4 separate regions of the Homo sapiens genome follow, and all the other regions are linked to region 4. The links are chromatin contacts, found by Hi-C in ENCODE. All regions are on one chromosome and are shown on one strand. The core of a region is the stretch at or near the end of the contact, and the rest is flanking DNA. Distances in the headings are between cores, read along the strand shown. Region 1 holds the start of SPG7 (SPG7 matrix AAA peptidase subunit, paraplegin). Region 2 holds the start of ANKRD11 (ankyrin repeat domain containing 11). Region 3 holds the start of SPATA2L (spermatogenesis associated 2 like). Region 4 holds the start of ZFPM1 (zinc finger protein, FOG family member 1).

Region 1 (4,311 bases), core at 1,541-4,040, 1.1 Mb before region 4:
TCAAGCAGCCCAATTACTGGAATACAGCAGAATTTTTTTTAAAAAAGGACAACTTGGCCAGATGCGGTGGCTCATGCCTGTGATCTCAACACTTTGGGAGGCCAAGGCAGGCTGATCGCTTGAGTCCAGGAGTTTAAGACCAGCCTGGGAAACGTGGCAAAACCCCATCTCCACAAAAAATACCCCCCAAAAATTAGCTAGGCGCTTTGGTGTGTGCCTGGAGTCCTGGCTCTATGGAAGGCTGAGGTGGGAGGATCACTCCAGCCTAAGAGGTCAAGGCTCTGCAACTGGGGGATAAGGGAGTAAAGAGGCCCCTTTGGGCCTGGACAACAAAGTGAGACCTTGTCTCTACAAAAAACAATTAGCCGAGTGTGACGGTACACGCCTGTAGTCCTAGCTACTCCGGAAGCAAAGTGGGGAGGATCCCTTGAGCCCAGGAGTTCTAGGCTGTAGTGAGCTCTGATCACACCATTGTACTGCACTCCAGCCCGTGCAACAGGGCGAGATCCCGTCTCTAAAATAAAAAAAGATCAGCCTCCCAAGTAGCTGAGGCGGTAAGTGTGCAGTCATGCTCAGCTGCTTCTTTAAACAGATACATACCTAAAAGTTGCCAGAGTCTGACTGGATTCTGAACTAAATGTTGTTTCAACAACAATCCGTTGATCCCTTCAAAGGTAGGGGTTAGCAGTCTCAATTGTAAGCTCTGAAAAAAAAAAAAAAACAATACTGGAGGTCACACCAACATTAGAGAGTACCAAAGCAATGCAGACTAAAAATCGTTTTTAAAAGTTCAAATATATAATTATTTGTAATATCTACATTGCCCTGAAATATAAAGTAATAGTCTGAGCAATAGGTCAAAGCTTTAGGTAACATCAAAATGTCAAAAGCAAGTAAACAGGTTAAAACACAGTAATTGGCCAGGCGTGGTGGCTCACGGCTGTAATCCCAACACTTTGGGAGGCTGAGGCGGGTGGATCACATGAAGTCAGGAGTTTGAGACCAGCCTGGCCAACATGGTGAAACCTCATCTCTACTAAAAATACAAAAATTAGCCGGGCGTGGTGGTGCACACCTGTAATCTCAGCTACTCAGGAAGCTGAGGCAGGAGAATCGCTTGAACCCGGGAGGCAGAGGTTGCAGTAAGCCGAGATAGCACCACTGCACTCCAGGCTGGGCAACAAAGGGAAACTCCATCTCAAAAAACAAACAAATAAACAAACAAAAAATCACGATAGTGGCCAGGCACGGTGGCTCATGTCTGTAATCCCAGCACTTTGGGAGGCTGAGGTGGGAGGATTGCTTGGGCCCAGGAGGCAGAGGCTTCAGGGAGCCATGATCAGGCCACTGCACTCCAGCCTGGGCGACACAGCGAGATTGTCACAAAAAAAAAAAAAAAAAAAAAAGAAGAAAACAAAACACAGAAGTACATTGGCTGCTATCCCATGGCCTGAAGCTTCTGCAGGAGAAAGGGAGCAGCCCAGCTCTCCAAAGGCCACAGTGGCTGCCCAGACACGGGGCTCCTGCTGTCACCAGAGAGTGGCTCCTTGTAGAACATTTCCAGGTACCAAACCAGTTAACAAGTATATACTTTCAGAGTTCTCCTTTCAAGATAAACATTTTCCCATTTAAATATGTTTTATGGCCGGGCGCGGTGGCTCACGCCCTGTAATCCCAGCACTTTGGGAGGCCGAGGCAGGCGGATCACAAGGTCAAGAGATGGAGACCATCCTGGCCAACATGGTGAAACCCCGTCTCTACTAAAAATACAAAAATTAGCTGGGTGTGGTGGCGCGCACCCGTAATCCCAGCTACTCAGGAGGCTGAGGCAGGAGAATCGCTTGAACCCGGGAGGCGGAGGTTGCAGTGAGCCAAGACCATTGCACTCCAGCCTGGGCGACAGAGCGAGATCTCTGTCTCAAAAATAACCGAAAAAACAACAACCTAAAAGGTGTGGGCTAAGCTCCTAGGCGAGGGCTAGGAGAAAAAAACATCAGCCCAAAAGCTGAAGGACACAAGGTCTGGTTTTCGGGAGGAGATGCTATCCTATCCTTAGCAGAACCTGAAACAAGGCCGCACTACAGGGGGTGCTCAATGACTGTATCAATAACGTGCCGAGCTACATGACAACAGCAAAATGCAGCTACAGGGTATTTTGCGGACACAGAAACGTTCTGGGCCCCCTACTCGGCAATAACCACCCTAACTGGAAGGCGCTGGAATTCCTGGTGACGGAATCGATCCACAGGCGTGGACTGTAAATTAGTGCTACGCCGGAAACCGTTACTGGATTCCACTTTAAAAGGCGAGGAAGACGGGCGGAGAACATCCACACACAACAGACGGGTTGGGAAAGTCCACGCCGAGGACTGCGCGGATCCCAGCCCTGCCTCTTCCCGGCCCGCCCAGCGCCCACGATCCAGGGCCCCAACAGTCGCTCCGCGCCGAGGTCCACAGCTGGGGGATCCGCGGGCCCACAGGCGCAGGCTCCCCCGCCGCAGGGGCCAGGCGGCCTCCGACCCGCCCCGCCGGGCTGGGCCTTACAGAGCAGAGCCGGGCGGGAGGTGGGGCCCGGACTCCGCGGGGATTTACCTGCAGAGCTCGGCCTCCAGCCTCGGCGAGGTCCCCCGGAGGCCTGCTGGCCATGTACGGCCGCCCCCTCCCGGGCCTGGCGGGGAACCCTGGACTCCAGGCCGGGCCTGGGCCCCACAGCGGCCGAGGACCCGGGCCTGGACCCCGGCGGAGGGCACGGAGCAGCAGCAGCAGCACGGCCATGTTGGCCTGAAAGCCGCGCCTGCGTGATCCGCGGGGCGCTACACGGCGCCTGCGCGGCGGGGTGGGCGGGGTCTGACGTGGCGCCTGCGCGGTCCCCACAGCTGCGCCCCGCCGCGCCCGGGTGCCGCTTGCCGCACCCCCGAGCCTGAGCCCGTCTACCTCGTGGCTGCCTGAGGCCCGGGTATGGGGGCGCGCGTCTGCGAGGAGGTCGCGGGTGCCCTGGTTTTTTTGAAGCCGGCCTTGTATTCCCAGGGCCTGGCGGGTGAATAACCGGCCGGGTCGTGGCTGCGTGGTCGTGCTCCGCCCGCGCCGAGGGGCCTCACGCCCGGGCAGCCTGCGTCACCCGCAGGGTTCGGTCACAGGCGAGGGCGGATGGTGCGGGCCGGAATCCCGCCTGCGAGTAGAGGCCCGCGCTCAGGAGGGCGGCGCCGGAGGCCTCGGGTCGGGAGGGCCCCTTCGGGTGTGAGGAGCGCAGGAAGGGGGCGGTTTTCCTGCGTCTTGAGCCGCCCGAGGACGAGGACTGAAGTTGCAGCCGCCGCAGGGAGGGCAGCCCCGGAGGAGGAGGGTCGTGAGGGAGGGAGCGCGCAGTGCGGCGCGGCCTGGCAGGCGTCTGCAGAGCTCGTCCCGCACACCTCTGACTTCGGAGCGCTCCGTCCTGTGCCTTCGGACTGGCTCACCTCGGAGGCGCTTCGAGCCTCGGTCCTGCCCCGGCCGCTGCGCGAGCCCATCGTAGGAAGCGGGGAGGCGCCGTCTGGAAGCTTAGGAAGAGGCTCTGTTCTCTTCAGGGTCCGCCCTCCGGGCCCGGGCAGGGTCCCTCGTGGGCTCCCAGGCGCGCGGGGTCCTCCGCCACCCCGACCCCTTCCTCCGTCCGCCTTAGGTCTAGAGCTGACGCCAAGAGCTGGAAAGCTTGTTGAGTAGGAAAAGCAAAGACTAGATGGTCTGTCACAGAGGTAGGATGAGGGTGACCTATTTATTTTTATGCTTTTCTGTACTCCGCAAATTCGTAACAGTGAATGCCAGTGACGACAGCCAACATCACCGAGTGCCTAGCTCCGTGTCGAACACCCATGTAATATTCACAACCCTGTGCAGCGAATACAATACCTCTATTTTACATGTAAAGAAAGATTCAGAAGTATTAAAAGTAACCTGCCTAGGATTACAGCTCTGAAGTTAGGGCAGAATTTCAAGGCCGGTCTGGTTTGTTTCTGGACCTGCACTCACTCCACCACTACAGACGAGGTTGCAAAGCCAGTGGGCTGCGTGTAATCCTCCCTCTTCCTCAGCCCCGAGACGCTCAGGAAAGTGTTTTCAGTTATCGTGGTTATCCGCCCTCAGCCCTCCAGTGGGCCGGGTGCCTCGGCAGAGGTGCTCGGGGCTGGGGAGGTGTTCTGTTGGTTTGTGGAGAGGACCTTCCCCTACACCCAGGGCTGACACTGATTTTCACAACTGAACCGCTTTTCCTTTTGCTTCTTATTGTACAGTCAGCCTTCGCAGTGAATCCAACCTTGCCGTTTCCTCCTCCACTATTTTTTC
Region 2 (4,449 bases), core at 1,628-4,127, 1.0 Mb before region 4:
ATAAAATCCCAACTCCTTTTTTTTTTTGAGATGGAGTCTCGCTCTGTTGCCCAGGCTGGAGTGCAATGGCGTGATCTCGGCTCACTGCAGCCTCTGCCTCCCGGATTCAAGTGATTCTCCTGCCTCAGCCTCCGGAGTAGCTGGGATTACAGGCGCACGCCACCACGCCCGGCTAATTTTTGTATTTTTAGTAGAGACGGGGTTTCACCATGTTGGCCAGGCTGGTCTCAAACTCCTGACCTCAAGTGATCTGCCTGCCTTGGCCTCCCAAAGTGCTGGGATTACAGGCGTGAGCCACTGCACCTCACCTCAAAGATTTTCTCTTTTTCTTGAGACGAAGTCTCATTCTGTCGCCCAGGCTGGAGCGCAGTGGCGCGATCTCGGCTCACTGCAACCTCCGCCTCCCGAGTTCAAGAGATTCTCCTGCCTCAGCCTCCTGAGCAGCTGGGACTACAGGCACCCGCCACCACCACACCCAGCTAATTTTTGCATATTTTTAGTAGAGATGGGGTTTCACCATATTGGCCAGACTGGTCTCGAACTCCTGATCTCATGATTCACCCGCCTCGGCCTCCCAAAGTGCTGGGATTACAGGCATAAGACACCGCGCCTGGCCAAGATTTTCTAATTAGTGCATTTCCTGGCTCCTTTCCCTTTACTCTGCATTTCTTTTCTCTACCATACACGTTCTACTTCTGTCGAAATTCAGTTTGCTTTTACCTTAGTGTATTTTCAGATTCTGTTTCGAAGGCCAACTGCCTGCTTACTCATATTAATATTTTGCACTTTAAATTCCCCTGATAGATGAGCATGGTGGTGCAGGCCTGTAATCTCAGCTCCTCAGGCGGGAGGATCACTTGATCCCCGGAAGTTTGAAGCTGGACTGCGCTGACCGCACCTGTGAATACCACTGCCCGTCAATCAGCCTAGGGGAAACATTCTCGAGTGCGAGCATGACGGCTTAGGTTGATGTTTTTCAAATTTTCCCAATGATGAGTATTGTAAGGGACCAAAATAAAAAAATGCCAATGCCTAGTCCCCTCTCATCTAGAATAATTCCATAGGTGATGATGGGGTCCAGGACTCTGAATTTCGTCAATTTTACCAAATACTTCGTCCAGTGAGGCAAATATGGAAACACTTGGATCACCTCTTCGTGAACGCACATCAGCGCATACGCCGGCTGTTTTTATCAGGCGCTCACCCCTCATCCAATGGCGTGACTAGTTGTGGGTGGAGCCCGAAATCTGGCTGCCTAGAGAAGGCTGAAGGTCCAGTTATAGCATAACTAATGTTTCCCCAGAGCTCACATACGTGCCAAGCACCGTGCTACAGCCTCCACAGCCCCTTCATTTAATCTTCCCGATGGGCCTATGAAATAGGTGCTCCTGGCCCGCACCGTGGCTCATGCCTCTAATCCCAGCACTTTGGGAAGCTGAGGAGGGAGGGTCGCTTGAGTCCAGGATTTCAAGACCAGCCTGGGAAACACACAGAGAGCCTATCTCTACGAAAATTTAAAAAATTAGCCGGGTGTGGTGATGCCTGACTGTGGTCCCACCTACTTAGTAGGCTAAGGTGGGAGGATCCTCTGAGCCCGGGAAGCTGAGGCTGCAGTTAGCACTGCACTCCAGCATGGGCGACAGAGTGAGACCCTGACTCAAAAAAAAAAAAAAAAAAGAATAGGTGCTACTTGTAGTTCCCATTTTACCCACCAAGAAACTGAAGATCTGAGAGACAAAGCCTACAGGGTGACCGCTAGTCACTGGTAGGGCTGGGATTTGAACAGGGGCGGTTTAACAACTGATCTCTCGACCATAATGCGTGTTGCCCAAGAAAAAAGACCGTCCTCACGGTCCTATCCACTCCGGACTTTGCAATTCCGTTATTTCGTAAATTGAGGCCTATAAATAGTTTGCTTACCCGTTGTCTTAGTCCCCAGTAACATGCAGAACTAAAGAAGAAACTGAAGGAGCACCGATTTTGTTCACCTTGCTTTTTGGTTTAGTTCTGGAGGAGAACACAGGTGCACTTAGAACAGGATCCACACTTACCAGAGGCTTGATTCATTTTAGCTGCAAAGAAAACCAGTCCTCGTCTACCTTTTTCGCGTGTTGGAGAACTAACTAGCAAGGCAGGGAATGCGGTTCGTGGGCGCTTGGCCTCCTCAAGCGGCTCAGGCTCTCAGAGCGCGAGGCCCAGGGGCTCTGGAGCCGCGGCCGCGACGCGCCCGAGGGCCGTTCTCTTCGACGGCAGAGCAAGAGTCACCGCGCGGGAGCCCCGAGCGACCGCCCCGCTGCCCCGGTACCCTCCCCTCGCAGCCGCCCAGAGCTCTTCATGCCCCGTGACGCCCGTTAGGGCAGCGCGGCCGGAGGCCGGGCCGGACGTGGCCCGAGATGTCCGGGGGCAGGCAGAAGACCACGGGCACGCGACAGGCAACCGCCGCCTCGGCTCTAGAGGTGGACGTTTTGTCTCCCTGCGCTTCAATACCAGATTTTGTTTCCAGACGACATCCCTGTTGCTTCCGGCACTTGGAAAGACCAATCGTCAGGCCCGAGAATGCAAGACCCACCCTCCTTTGCGACGGAGGCAGCCAATCCAGTTGCTCGCTACTTCCAGTGTCGCATGCGCCCTTACGCAGGACCCTGCCCAATCGTTACCGGGACGTCCTCCTAGTCCCGCCTCCGGACCGCCAGAGAGGCTGTCAATCCCGCCTCTCTCCTTCACTCCATTAGCGCACTAACTCACGGCGCTGTGACGTGCACAGCCCCTGCGGCCGGCCGGGGCGGGCCAATGGCGGTGGCGGATACGGCGGGCCAATGGGCGGGAGCGTCTCATGCGGCCGGCTCCCGCCGCAGCCGCCGCTGGGTCCTGGAGCCAGAGGCCGCCCTGAGACGGTGCGCGATGGACCGAGGGCCCCAGCCGGGGAGGCGCCGCCGCCGAGCCCGCGGCCAGACGCCCCATCAGTAGCGTCCGCACCGGGAGCCGCGGCTCTCGCCCGAGCCGTGGGCGCGCCCGAGGGGCGGGCTCGCCTCCCGCCGTCCCTCGCAGCTCTGCCGGGCCCGAGCCCGCGCCGCCGCCGCCGCCGCCTTGCCGCTCGGGCCGCGCGGCCCGGGAAACGCGGCCGCGGGCTGCATGGGCAGCGCCCGCGCCCCGCCGCTGAGCCGTCGCGGAGCCGCGCAGCCCTCGGAGCACGGTGAGAGGCGCCGCTGGTCTGGGGGCGGTGGTCGGGGCGGGCACGGGGCATTCGCGCGGCCTTGCGGCCTGCAGGCCTTCCCCGGCGACGGAGCTGCGCCGCGGGCCTCCGGGCGGGCCTGGGGGGTCGGGGCCGGGTGGGCGGGGGTCTTTGGGGGCCCGGGGCGATCGTGAGGGACCAATAATGGGTCCCGGAGCGGGCCTACGGGTCCGGGTTCGGGGCAGCCGGGGGTCTTTGGGGGCCCGGGGTGGCCGTGAGGGGCCCATAGGGGGCTCCGGGGGGGGCCTGGGAGGTCGGCGGAGCTTGGGTCGGCCGTAAGGGGCGGACGGGGGCTCCGGGCGGGCCTGGGTGGCCGGGGGCCCGCGGCGGCTCTGAGGGGCCGATTGGGGGCTCCGGGGCGGGCCTGGGGGCCGTGGGGGCCCGGGGCGGCCGTGAGAGGCGGACAGGGGGCTCCGGGGCGGGCCTCGGGGGCTCGGAGCGGCCGTGAGGGGCGGACGGGGGGCTTCGGGGCGGGCCTGCAGGTCTTGGGGACCTGAGGCTGCCGGGAGGGGCTGCCAGGGGGCGCTGGCCGGGCGCCGGGTTCTGCGGAGCTGGGGCGCCGACCTCTGACCCGCGAGAGGGGCGCCTTCGCCGTGCTGGTCGTAGTTGTTATTCTCAGCGTCCCTATTATTATCGCTGTTTTGAAATGAGAGCAGGCGGCTCTCGGGCTCCGAGCCGGAGGGGGAGGGCGAACTGGGGACCTGGGGGCGTCGGGGTTGCAGGAGGCGCGCGTAGGCCGAGGAGGGGCAGGAATGCGGGCAGCCGTGTGGGGGGTGTTAGGGGGAGGGTAGGCGGGCGGGTGTGGGGGGTGGCTGGGAGGAAAGCGGTGGCGGTGGCGGCTGCAACAGCAGCCCTTGGCCTCAAGGAACAATGTGAGACGTTGCCTGAAATGTTAATTTCCGTTCCTCATTTCATCATCCCCTGGCAGGGCGGTAGCTGTGTGTGTGGTGTATGTGTGTGCGCGCGCGCGCGCGCGCGCGTGTGTGTGTGTGTGTAGGGTTGGCCCTGCCACATTGATTCAGTCCCCTCTCAAAGAGGGATTGTACTGTTAACTCTTGTGTTTGTGTTATTTGGGAAGGTTGGTCGGGGGGAGTCTTGATTTTTCTCGAGGCTTGCTCTTTTCCTGGTGCCCCATTAAGATTTTCTGCTTCTGTTGTGTTTTTGGAAGGTTAGTGTTATATATCAGCTTCCAAGAAGTTTTGGAAGAGGCTTGGGAA
Region 3 (4,471 bases), core at 1,900-4,399, 1.2 Mb before region 4:
CCCAGCACTGTGGGAGGCCGAGGTAGGTGGATCACCTGAGGTCAGGAGTTTGAGACCAGCCTGGCCAACATAGTGAAGCCCTGTCTCTGCTGAAAATACAAAAAGTACAAAAATCAGCCAGATGGCTCCTCAGCATCATGGGAGGCTGTTTCTAGGTGGTAACCCAATGACCAGGGGTTGGATTCATCCGAAGAGCTGTCTGCTGTCTATGGTTGGTGCCAGCTGTCGGCTGGGACCTCATTCAGGGCTGTCGGAACGACGACGTGAGGACTGGATGTGTTGCCAGGGGCTGCCAAAACGACCACAAAATGGGTGGCTTACAGCAACAGAAATGTTCTCTCTCACCATCTTGCAGGCCTGAAGTCAAAATCAAGCTGTCAGCAGGGCTGACTCCCTCTGGAGGCTTTAGGGTAGAATTCTGTTTGCCTCCAGTTTCTGGTGGCTCTAACACAGCTGTGTTACCTTCGCTCACGGCACCCTCGTTCCACTCTGCCTCCGTCTTTAAGCGGTCTTCTCTCCTGTGCGTTCATATCTAAGTTTCTCTCTCCTCATAAGGACAGCAGTCATACTGGATTGAGGGCCCATGCCAACCCAGAACAACCTCATCCTTTTTTTTTTTTTTTTTTTGAGATAGAGTCTTGCTCTGTGGCCCAGGCTGGAGTGCAGTGGCGCGATCCCGGCTCACTGCAAGCTCCGCCTCCTGGGTTGACGCCATTCTCCTGCCTCAGTCTCCCGAGTAGCTGGGACTACAGATGCCCGCCACCACGCCCAGCTAATTTTTTGTATTTTTTAGTAGAGATGGGGTTTCAGTGTGTTAGCCAGGATGGTCTCGATCTCCTGAGTTCGTGATCCACCTGCCTCGGTCTTCCAGAGTGCTGGGATTACAGGCGTGAGCCACTGCGCTCGGCCCAGAACAAACTCATCTTGATTTTTGTCTGGAAAAACTATTTCCAAAAAAGTCCCAAGAATAGGCTGCAGGTGAATGTGAGTCGCAGGTCGAAGTTGCAGGCCAAAAGCTCTGCACACGGCCGTGGCCTTCTCACTCTAGTGGCTGGGTTCTGAGGGTGTGTTAGTCCGTCCCCATGCTGCTGTAAATAGCTGCCTGAGGCTGGATAATTTATAAAGAAAAGACGTTTAATTGACTCACAGTTCCGCATGGCTGGGGAAGGCCTCAGCAAACTCACAATCATGGCAGAAGGCGTCTCCTCACAGGGCGACAGGAGCGAGAATGAGCACTGAACAAAGGGGAGAACCCCTTATAAAACCATCGGATCTCGTGGAATTCACTATCACGAGAACAGCATGGAGGAAGCTGCCCCCAAGATTTAATTATCTCCACCTGGTCCTGCTCCAGACCTGTGGGATTACAATTCAAGATGAGATTTTGGGTGTGGATACAGAACCAAACCATGTCAGAGGCCAAGGATCTCAAGACAAGGCCAGGGTATGGCATGTTTATGATTTAGCCTTGGAATTCATTCCACATCAGTTCTATTCCATGGGTTGAGGCAGGTGCAAAAACCCACCCAGGCCTATGGGAGGAGAGCTAGGCCCACTGCTGGATGGATGGACTGGTGTTGCCAAATTCAGTGAGGACAAAGGCAGAACAGTTACCTCCACCCTCCTCCGCATCAGAAGAAGAATAAAGATGAGACTTACGAAGTTAGCTGTCCTGAGGACTGGTGTGGACCCATGGTGGCACTGGGCACCAAGAGTGAGTTCAGTAAACAGTAAGTAAAAGAGCTCCCTGTCCAGAGGTGGCCACCTAGATAACTCAGGGAGATCCACCGACTGCATCACGATTTTTTTTTCCAGACATTCTCGCTCTGTCACCCAGGCTGGAGTGCAGTGGCACGATCTTAGCTCACTGCAACCGCAACCTCTGCCTCCCAGGTTCAAGTAATTCTCCTGCCTCAGCCTCCCAAGTAGCTGGGCTTACAGACATGTGCCACCACGCCCGGCTAACTTTCGTATTTTTAATAGAGACGGGGTTTCACCATGTTGGCCAGGCTGGTCTTGAACTCCTGACTTCAGGTGATCCGCCCGCCTCGGCCTCTCAAAGTGCTGGGATTACAGGCGTGAGCCACCGCACCCGGTCATGATCACTATTTCTAAGATGCCAGCAGGGAACTTCCAGGTAAAAAATCTAAGAAAAAGGGGGGACCTCGCCGCCCAGGCCCAGGGAAAGTTTCAACAAACTTGGGCCTTGGTTTTGGTGGCCTGGAGAGATGAGGGACACAGACGTGAAGTAGCAAAGCCTGCCCAAAGCGGGGGTGTGGGGTAGGGGTGGGTTTCGGCTGGGACCTCCAAGGGTCTCCCTCATCCTCCTCTACTTCTGGGCAATGCGAGAAAGTGGCTGTAGCACAGAACAGAGGAACCCGAGCGAAGAAAACGTCCCCGGGAAGTCGTGGCCCAGATTTAGCCTGGGTGGATCCGCAGCCCAGGTCAGCTTTTAGCCTAGAGAGGGGGGCGGCTTCGCCCTGCCTCAGAGACCCGCCCAGACGATGCTCTCAAGGGCTGCAGATGGCAAGTGCAGGAGGCCGGGAAGCGGAGCCAGCATAAACAGAATCTGAGGTCCCCGCATCCACCTGAGGCTGCTGTTTCAGACGAGGCTGAAAGGCTTGTCCTTCCGCCCACCTTCCGTGCCGCGGGCCCCTCCCTCAAGGGGATGGCCCCGCCCCACAGGGGAGGCCCGCCCCCGGATCCGGCCAATCCCCGCCAGGTAATGCAGGTGGCCCCGCCCCGCAGGAAAGGCTCTTCCCAGGATCCAGCCAATCCCCGCCAGGTAATGCCGGTGGCCCCACCCCCCAGGGGACGAGCCCGCGCACCTGCTTCCCCGCGGCCGGGTCGCCTGGGGCTGGGTCCCTGTCTCGTGGGGAGGAGCGGCCCAGGCACAACGTTCCCTGAGCGCCTGCCATGAGCCCGCAGCCCTCGGCCCAGCGGCGTCGTGAACGATACCGGTCCCGCGAGGAGACGGGCGACGCGGTGACAGGAGGCTCTCGGGGTGCCTCGCGCAGGGGCTCGGCCGGGCTGACACCTCCTCCTCCCCTTTCACCAGGCCCCGCCCCTCCTAAATTATTCGGAGGCGGGGCCTGCGCCAAGCCCCGCCCCGCCCCCAGCGTCACGGCCGCGGACCCCGGGCGGAGCCGACTCCCGGCGGAAGCGCGCGGCGCGCGGGGAGGCCCGAACTGATCCGCGGCGGCCGGAGACCGCTGGGGACAGACAGGTAGCGCCGTCACCCGCGGGATCCGCAGCTCCATCTGCCGGGCGAAGGGGCTCTGGTCGGGAGAGGGCTCAGCGGGCGGAAGCGCGTCTCTAGAGAAGGGTGCGGTCGATAACCGGGGGCGCCCCTGGAAGGCCGAGGTACCCAGGCTGGAGGGAGGGGCTGGAGGTGCGGGGGCGCTCAACTGGAGGGGCCTGGATCGCTGGGTGGGCGGGCAGCTGATGGGGCCGAGGTCTCCAGCGTAGGGGGTGCCGAAGATACCGGGGGCGCCCAGCCGCTGGGGGCGGGGTCTCCAGGCTCGAGGGGTCCTGGGGACGCTGGGTGAGGGTTCGGGGAGAGCGCGGCGGGCTGGGCGCGGCCTTAGGTCCCTGACCCCCCCGACCCCCGTCCGCCGCAGGATGGGCAGCAGCTCGCTGTCCGAGGACTACCGCCAGTGCCTGGAGCGCGAGCTGCGACGGGGCCGCGCGGGCGTGTGCGGGGACCCCTCGCTGCGCGCGGTGCTCTGGCAGATCCTGGTGGAGGACTTCGACCTGCACGGGGCGCTGCAGGACGACGCGCTGGCTCTGCTCACCGACGGGCTGTGGGGCCGCGCCGACCTGGCGCCCGCGCTACGCGGCCTGGCTCGCGCCTTCGAGCTTCTGGAGCTCGCCGCGGTGCACCTGTACCTGCTGCCCTGGAGGAAGGAGTTCACCACCATCAAGGTAGGCGCCAGGCCAGGAGGAGCGCGCCCCTCGTCCTGGCCTGCGGGTCGCGGGGCCGCCGACCATGGGGGACCACGCCTTTCGAGAGAGAGGGGCTTCAAGTGTCCTCAGTGCCTGGTGGGCTCCTCAAGGCTCCGAGCGCTGAGGGGTCGTGGGCGTGTGGGGGCACCCACTCCTAGGGCTGAGAACATGGGGTGGGCGAGGGCAGGCTTGGGTGCTGCCTACGGGGTCCTGCCCTGAGAGCTTGCGTCAGTGTCTTCCCTAAGAGGCCTCGCGGCCCCAGTTGCCATGGAAATCTTAGGACGGGGGCACAGAAGGGACTTGAGTTCCCATGGTCATCCTAATTCCTCCAGGTTATGGGCCAATCCCATTTGCAGAGGAGGCCGCCGAGGCTGGGAGGACTGCAGATGGGTGCATCCCTGTGAAGTCTCAGGGCTGGGCTCAGACCTAGTGAACTCCACGGCCTGGGGCGGGAGGCTGTGCCCAGGGCTGGCCTGGCCTCTCCAGGTGAGCTCCTGGCGGCAGGAGGGGGCAGGGCCGCCGGGAG
Region 4 (4,838 bases), core at 261-2,760:
CCCGTCAGGCTCCGGGGAGGCGCCCCGGGGAGGAAGACCTGCGTCTGGGCCCTAACTGTGAGGCGCAAAGTTATTATTGGCATAGGGTGGGGAGGGTAGCTTCCTGTGCTCTTGCTCCCTCCTGGCACAGCCCAGAGGCCCAGGCCAGACAGTGGCCCCGACAGCTTAGTTCTCATCGCGGGGGCACTGGCAATGTGGCGGCGGGGCAGCAGCCTCTGACCGGGCAGGGAGCCGGACCAGCGAGAAACTTAGTGGCGTGCAGGGGCGACCCCGGCCCGGGGCTGCGTCCTGGGAGGCCCTTCTCTGACTCAGAGCAGCCCATTGGGATGCCAGGGGGTGCCCGCGGGCATCCGAGGGCACCATTTGTTGCCCATGCCGCCTTGGCTGGGACACTTGCAGGGTCCAGGAGGTGTCACCAGGCTGGCGGGGCCTGGGTTCAGGACTTCAGCGCTAGGGCACGGGGTGGGGGTGTCTGGGGGGCTGGAGCCAAGTGCCTAGGCTGCGGCAGCTGCGCGCTACCCCCTCCCCTGTCCTGCGGCTCTGCGACGGCACCGGTGGGGGTGGGCGCGGGCCGGTGCCTGCCACTTGGCCAGGCATCTCCGCGGCCCCGGGTGTCCCCTCTGCCTCCCAGGTCTCTCTCTTCGCTTCTAGATACAAAGCCTGGGAGAGTCAACCGCGCGAGATAAGATCACAATTTCAGCCCGTCCCGACAGAACGATCTTATCAGGACGGGACTTGCAGAATGTAATATTTTAAACTTTATCTGAGCCCAGATCGGGGCCGCCCTATCGCCGCACCATCTCGCAGATGCGGGGGAGGGGCAGGCCGCGAGGGGCCGAGCTGCCCGGGCCGCGCCCCCAAACACCCTCCTCCCGGCCTCCGGGCGGCCCCCTCCTGGGCTGAACCCCCCGGTGCCCAAGCCGAGACGCGGGGGCCCAGGCCGCCGGCGGAGATTAGATTACGGCGCGCTTGGCACAGCGCGGGGGGCGCGGCGCGGGGTGAAGGTCGCCGGCGCCCAGGGCAGAGCGGGGACGGGCGGGGGCGGCGCTGGCGGCTGGGCTCCGGCGGGGGTCGGGCGCGCGGAGGGGACCGCGGGCAAAGTTTGACTCACGCTTGATCTGCCGGGGGTTGCTCTGTTTCCGCCTGGACATGTCTCCGGCGCCGCGCGCCCTCCCGGCGGCCGCCTCTAGCCCCGGGCGGGCGGCGGCGGGCGGCGGGGGCGCGGCGGGGCCGCGGGGCCGCTCATGCCCCCGGCCCCCGGTCTCCGCGGCCGCCCCGGCCCGCGCCCCCAGCCCGCGCGCCCAGCCCCGGAGCCGCTGGAGCTGCCGCGGAGGCCCGAGAGGCCACGGTCCTGCGTTGCGGGCGCGCGGACTGCCCGACGGGCGGGTGCCGGCTCCTCCGCTCCCGCGCACTCGCCGCCGCCGCCGCGGCCGCTCGGCTTTTCTCAATGGAACCCGCGGGCGGCGAGCGGCGGAGCAGGCGGCCACTGCGAGGGCGCTCCTGGCGGGCTGGAGGCACGGGGCGGGGCCGGGCCTGAGCGTCGTCGGCCGCCGCACCTCCCGCCCCGCCCCCGGCGCTCCGGCCCCGCCCCGTGCCTCCTGCCGGGCCCTGCACCTCTCCGGCTCCGCCCCCAGCGCCGCGGCCACGCCCCCGCCAGCCCGGCTCTTCGTTGCTCTGGCTCCGCCCCCAGAGCCGCGACCGCGCCCCCGCCCGCCTCGCTCTTTACGGCGCTGGCTCCGACCCCAGCGCTGCGGCCCCGCCCCTGTCCGTCTGGGCCTTCAAGGCACTGTCCCCGCCCCGCTCGATGCCCCGCCCCTTCCTGGTTCGGCCCCGCCCGCGCCCCGGGGAGACCTCTAGCCTCCCCCACTCCTCTTTGGCCCGGAGGTCATGTCCCCAGGCCGCGCTGGGAGTCTGAGACCTATTCGGTTCTGTTCTGCTGCCCCGCGGCACCGCATCCTGCGCCCCGCCTCTCGGCGCCAGCTCCGCCTCCAAACCTGACCCGACCTGGTTGGGTCCTGAGACGCCGAGGCTCCGCCCCCGCACTGTAACTCCGCCCCCAGCCCTTGGTCCCTCCCTAGACCCCTGGGCTCTGCCGCACGCTCCACGTGCGCGGTGGGGGCAGTGACAACCGGCTCAGGAAGCCCGAGGCCTTGACGCCCACGTTTCTCTTGGGCCAGACTTGGGGTGTGGAGCGGATTCGGGCCAGGGAGGGGGCTTCCGTCCCAGACTGCGGTGGGGTCCGCCAACTGAGAGCAGGATCTCGGGTCTTCCCCTGTGAGCTCAGACCAGGCTGGAAATCGAGGAGGGGGCGCGGGAGCCGGCAGCCCTGGGCGTTGCCACTTGGGGCCTCTTTCCTCACCGAGCCTCTCCAGGGCGCCCCGCAGGAGACCCACGAAGGAGTTGCCCACAGCGCCCGGGCCACAGCCCCCTCTCGGAGCAGTCAGAGGTCAGCGAGGTTTGTGGGCGCGGTGCTGTCAGCTCAGGCCTGGAAATGGAGAACTGTTGCCCTCTGGGGTGTGTTCAAGAGCCCCACTTCACGGAGGCTCGGGGACTTGCTCAAGGTCACGCATTGGGGGGCTGTCCCCCACTCCCAGCTGAGTTGTATCATCTCCTTTTAATGTTCTCGGTCTACACTTGCTACCTGCTCCCCCATCCCCCGTACTCATAAGAAACGGGCGTCAGTGGGCCCAGGGGCAGACAGGAAGGACCCCTCCCACCTGATGATGAGATCATCGCACAGCAGGACTGTCACACCACCCGCCAGCCTGCTGGGAGCTCCTAAGACCCCATCTCGTGCCAACTTCTGTGACCTATTCCCTGGCTCCAAGGAAGGGGAGAAGTGGGGGCTTACCCTCAGAGCCTGGTACAGGAGAGTGGCGGGTGGGTAGGAGAGGCAGGGGTACAACACTGGATATGCGCCGTCCCTCCCCACTGCCATGGACAGACAGGAACACTGAGACCAGGAGGCCAAGAGAGCTGCCCAGGGGCATACGGGTCCTCCAGCCCTTCCTGCTCTCTGCCAGGGTCCAGTGGGCACAGCCTTCCCACAGCTGCTCTCTGGAGGGGGTGGGGCCCATGTCTGATTGGTTCACTCAACCTAGGACCTCCCCCCCACCCTCCCGCCCCCACCCAGTGCTTGTCAACTGGATGGAGCACCTACCTGTCTGGGTTTCCCACCAGGCCTCGCCTCCTTCCCCAAAGAAGTCCACTTTAGAGTATGTGGACCTGTGAGTTAGGGGAGTTCCTGGAGGAGGTGGCCATGGGCTGGCACCTGGGCTGGGTCTGAAGCTCCACGCACAGCAAGTGGCACCCAGGCTGGCGCTGCTGGAACGGGCGGAGATCTGTGTTGAGGTGGATTCCGAGGGTCAACAGGAGACAGCCATGATCATCCATGATTGATGTCTGTCTAGGCTGCAGGAGGAGACGATGGGGATCATTTTGGCTGCTGCTTTGCCTGATCTGATTTATTTCTATGAGCCCATATATAGATGAAAACATGGAGGGACATGCCCAGGGAAGCCAGCGAAGGGGGCAGGCGGCAGGTCCAGACCACAGCCTGCTGCCCTGCCTCCATCACTTGCAAGGCCCCATGCAAAATGAAAATATGAAAATGTGGAGCCCCCTTGATCAAAACCCCCAAACCCCAAAACCCCAGGGCATCAAGGGCAGGATGTTGAGCCCGGTGTGGTGCCCTTCCCAGCTCGGGCCCTGTGCCCCTGCACCGGTCACAGGTCCCCTAACCCTGCCAGGGCTGCTTTTGTAGCACATTCCTTCTACACTCTGTCCCTCTACCTGCCCGGAGGAAGGCATTATTACAGATGAGAAAACCGCAGCCAAGAGGGGAGGCTGCCTGCTGATGTCGAGTGGTAAAGCTGCAGGACCTTGCACACACCATTAAACCCTCAGGGTGGTCATGACGATAACCATACACTGAGGAAGAGACACAAGGCATGCTGTCTAGAGGATGGTCTGGGGGAGCCCAGAGCAGGAGCGGCCATCTCTGCCTGGGGAAATCAGAGAAGGCTTTCTGGAGAAGGTGACATCCAAGTGGGGCTTTCCAGGAGTCCCTGATCAGGTGGGAGAGGAACAGGGCGTGGGGTTGCTGAGGCTGTCCAGGCTGAGCCCACCTAGGACCTCCACCCCCCACCTGCTGCCCATTGTGAACCCCAGTTTCCATCTGCCCCTGCATGTTCTCGAGGTGTGTTGAGATTCACATCCAAAGTCACTGGTGGGGAAGTTGGAATTGCATTCAGGAGCTGCACTGGGTTCTCCCCTGCTGGCTCCCAGGGAGAGCAGGGCCTGGAACACATAGGAAGTGCTGTCTGGCAGTGGCCTGGAGACTGCCTCCCCTCCAAAAACAACCTCAGCCCAAAGAAGACATTTTTGGGGTTTGAGAAGTGGGGGTGTGCAGGGGTGGGCTGGGCCAGTGGACATGGAATTCCAGCCTTCTATTAGGAGTAGAGGGGTGTGATGGGGCAAATGCCTTACTATGCTTCTACTCTGCCTCAGCCCTGCCCCTGATGCTGGGTCGGTTTCAGGGGAGGTTCTCCTGTGCGTTGCCGACCCTGTACATTTGGAGGTAAGGGAGGAGGCACTCTGAGATGGCCTCCTCTCCCAGCTCCCCAGCCTCCTCTCCCCTTTCCGGGACCTGTGTCAGCATCACCAGCACAGCACTGACTTTGTGCTTCCAGGCTGTGCCAGGTCCGTGCCACCTTTGCACAACTGGCTGGGGTGGGGGCTCAAGTTACCACCATATTACAGATGCAGAAACTGAGGCTTGGAGCGGACCAGTTGCTTTTCAGGGGTCCTACGTCTTGGAAGTGCTGGAGCTGGGAGGG

The links. Hi-C counts contacts between places; a loop is a spot of excess contacts on that map. Pooled maps may share reads with other maps.
Region 1: a pooled map shows a loop between it and region 4 (12-fold over the local background). The contact joins the promoter of SPG7 here to the promoter of ZFPM1 in region 4. A Hi-C loop is called at or near these places in 1 of 168 maps with a recorded cell type or tissue (naive thymus-derived CD4-positive, alpha-beta T cell), 1 of 37 single-sample maps with no recorded cell type and 8 of 50 pooled maps.
Region 2: a loop to region 4 is called in a map of naive thymus-derived CD4-positive, alpha-beta T cell, with 11 times the contacts of the local background. The contact joins the promoter of ANKRD11 here to the promoter of ZFPM1 in region 4. A Hi-C loop is called at or near these places in 1 of 168 maps with a recorded cell type or tissue (naive thymus-derived CD4-positive, alpha-beta T cell) and 8 of 50 pooled maps.
Region 3: a loop to region 4 is called in a pooled map, with 18 times the contacts of the local background. The contact joins the promoter of SPATA2L here to the promoter of ZFPM1 in region 4. A Hi-C loop is called at or near these places in 4 of 37 single-sample maps with no recorded cell type and 6 of 50 pooled maps.

Annotation. Positions count from the first base shown.
Region 1 is chr16:89,506,882-89,511,192 of GRCh38, reverse strand. It overlaps SPG7 (SPG7 matrix AAA peptidase subunit, paraplegin), which reads right to left and starts at 2,790. Exons shown (of 17, transcript NM_003119.4): 1 at 2,593-2,790; 2 at 601-703. The coding sequence starts at 2,775. LOC101927863 (a long non-coding RNA gene) reads left to right here and starts at 2,873. Exons shown (of 5, transcript NR_188547.1): 1 at 2,873-2,956. RefSeq lists silencers at 2,297-2,416, 2,447-3,006, 3,077-3,286, 3,407-3,476.
Region 2 is chr16:89,488,989-89,493,437 of GRCh38, reverse strand. It overlaps ANKRD11 (ankyrin repeat domain containing 11), which reads left to right and starts at 2,877. Exons shown (of 13, transcript NM_013275.6): 1 at 2,877-3,193. It overlaps LOC101930112 (a long non-coding RNA gene), which reads right to left and starts at 2,468. Exons shown (of 2, transcript XR_933895.4): 1 at 2,052-2,468. LOC101927863 (a long non-coding RNA gene) reads left to right here. Exons shown (of 5, transcript NR_188547.1): 5 at 805-1,035. RefSeq lists silencers at 2,158-2,207, 2,328-2,417, 2,618-3,097, 3,672-3,721, 3,802-3,911 and 1 more and enhancers at 3,303-3,817, 3,818-4,331.
Region 3 is chr16:89,700,383-89,704,853 of GRCh38, reverse strand. It overlaps SPATA2L (spermatogenesis associated 2 like), which reads left to right and starts at 3,149. Exons shown (of 3, transcript NM_152339.4): 1 at 3,149-3,226; 2 at 3,621-3,924. The coding sequence starts at 3,622. RefSeq lists silencers at 2,554-3,273, 3,444-3,543.
Region 4 is chr16:88,449,952-88,454,789 of GRCh38, reverse strand. It overlaps ZFPM1 (zinc finger protein, FOG family member 1), which reads right to left and starts at 1,510. Exons shown (of 10, transcript NM_153813.3): 1 at 1,112-1,510. The coding sequence starts at 1,151. RefSeq lists silencers at 506-575, 796-925, 1,386-1,475, 1,486-1,785.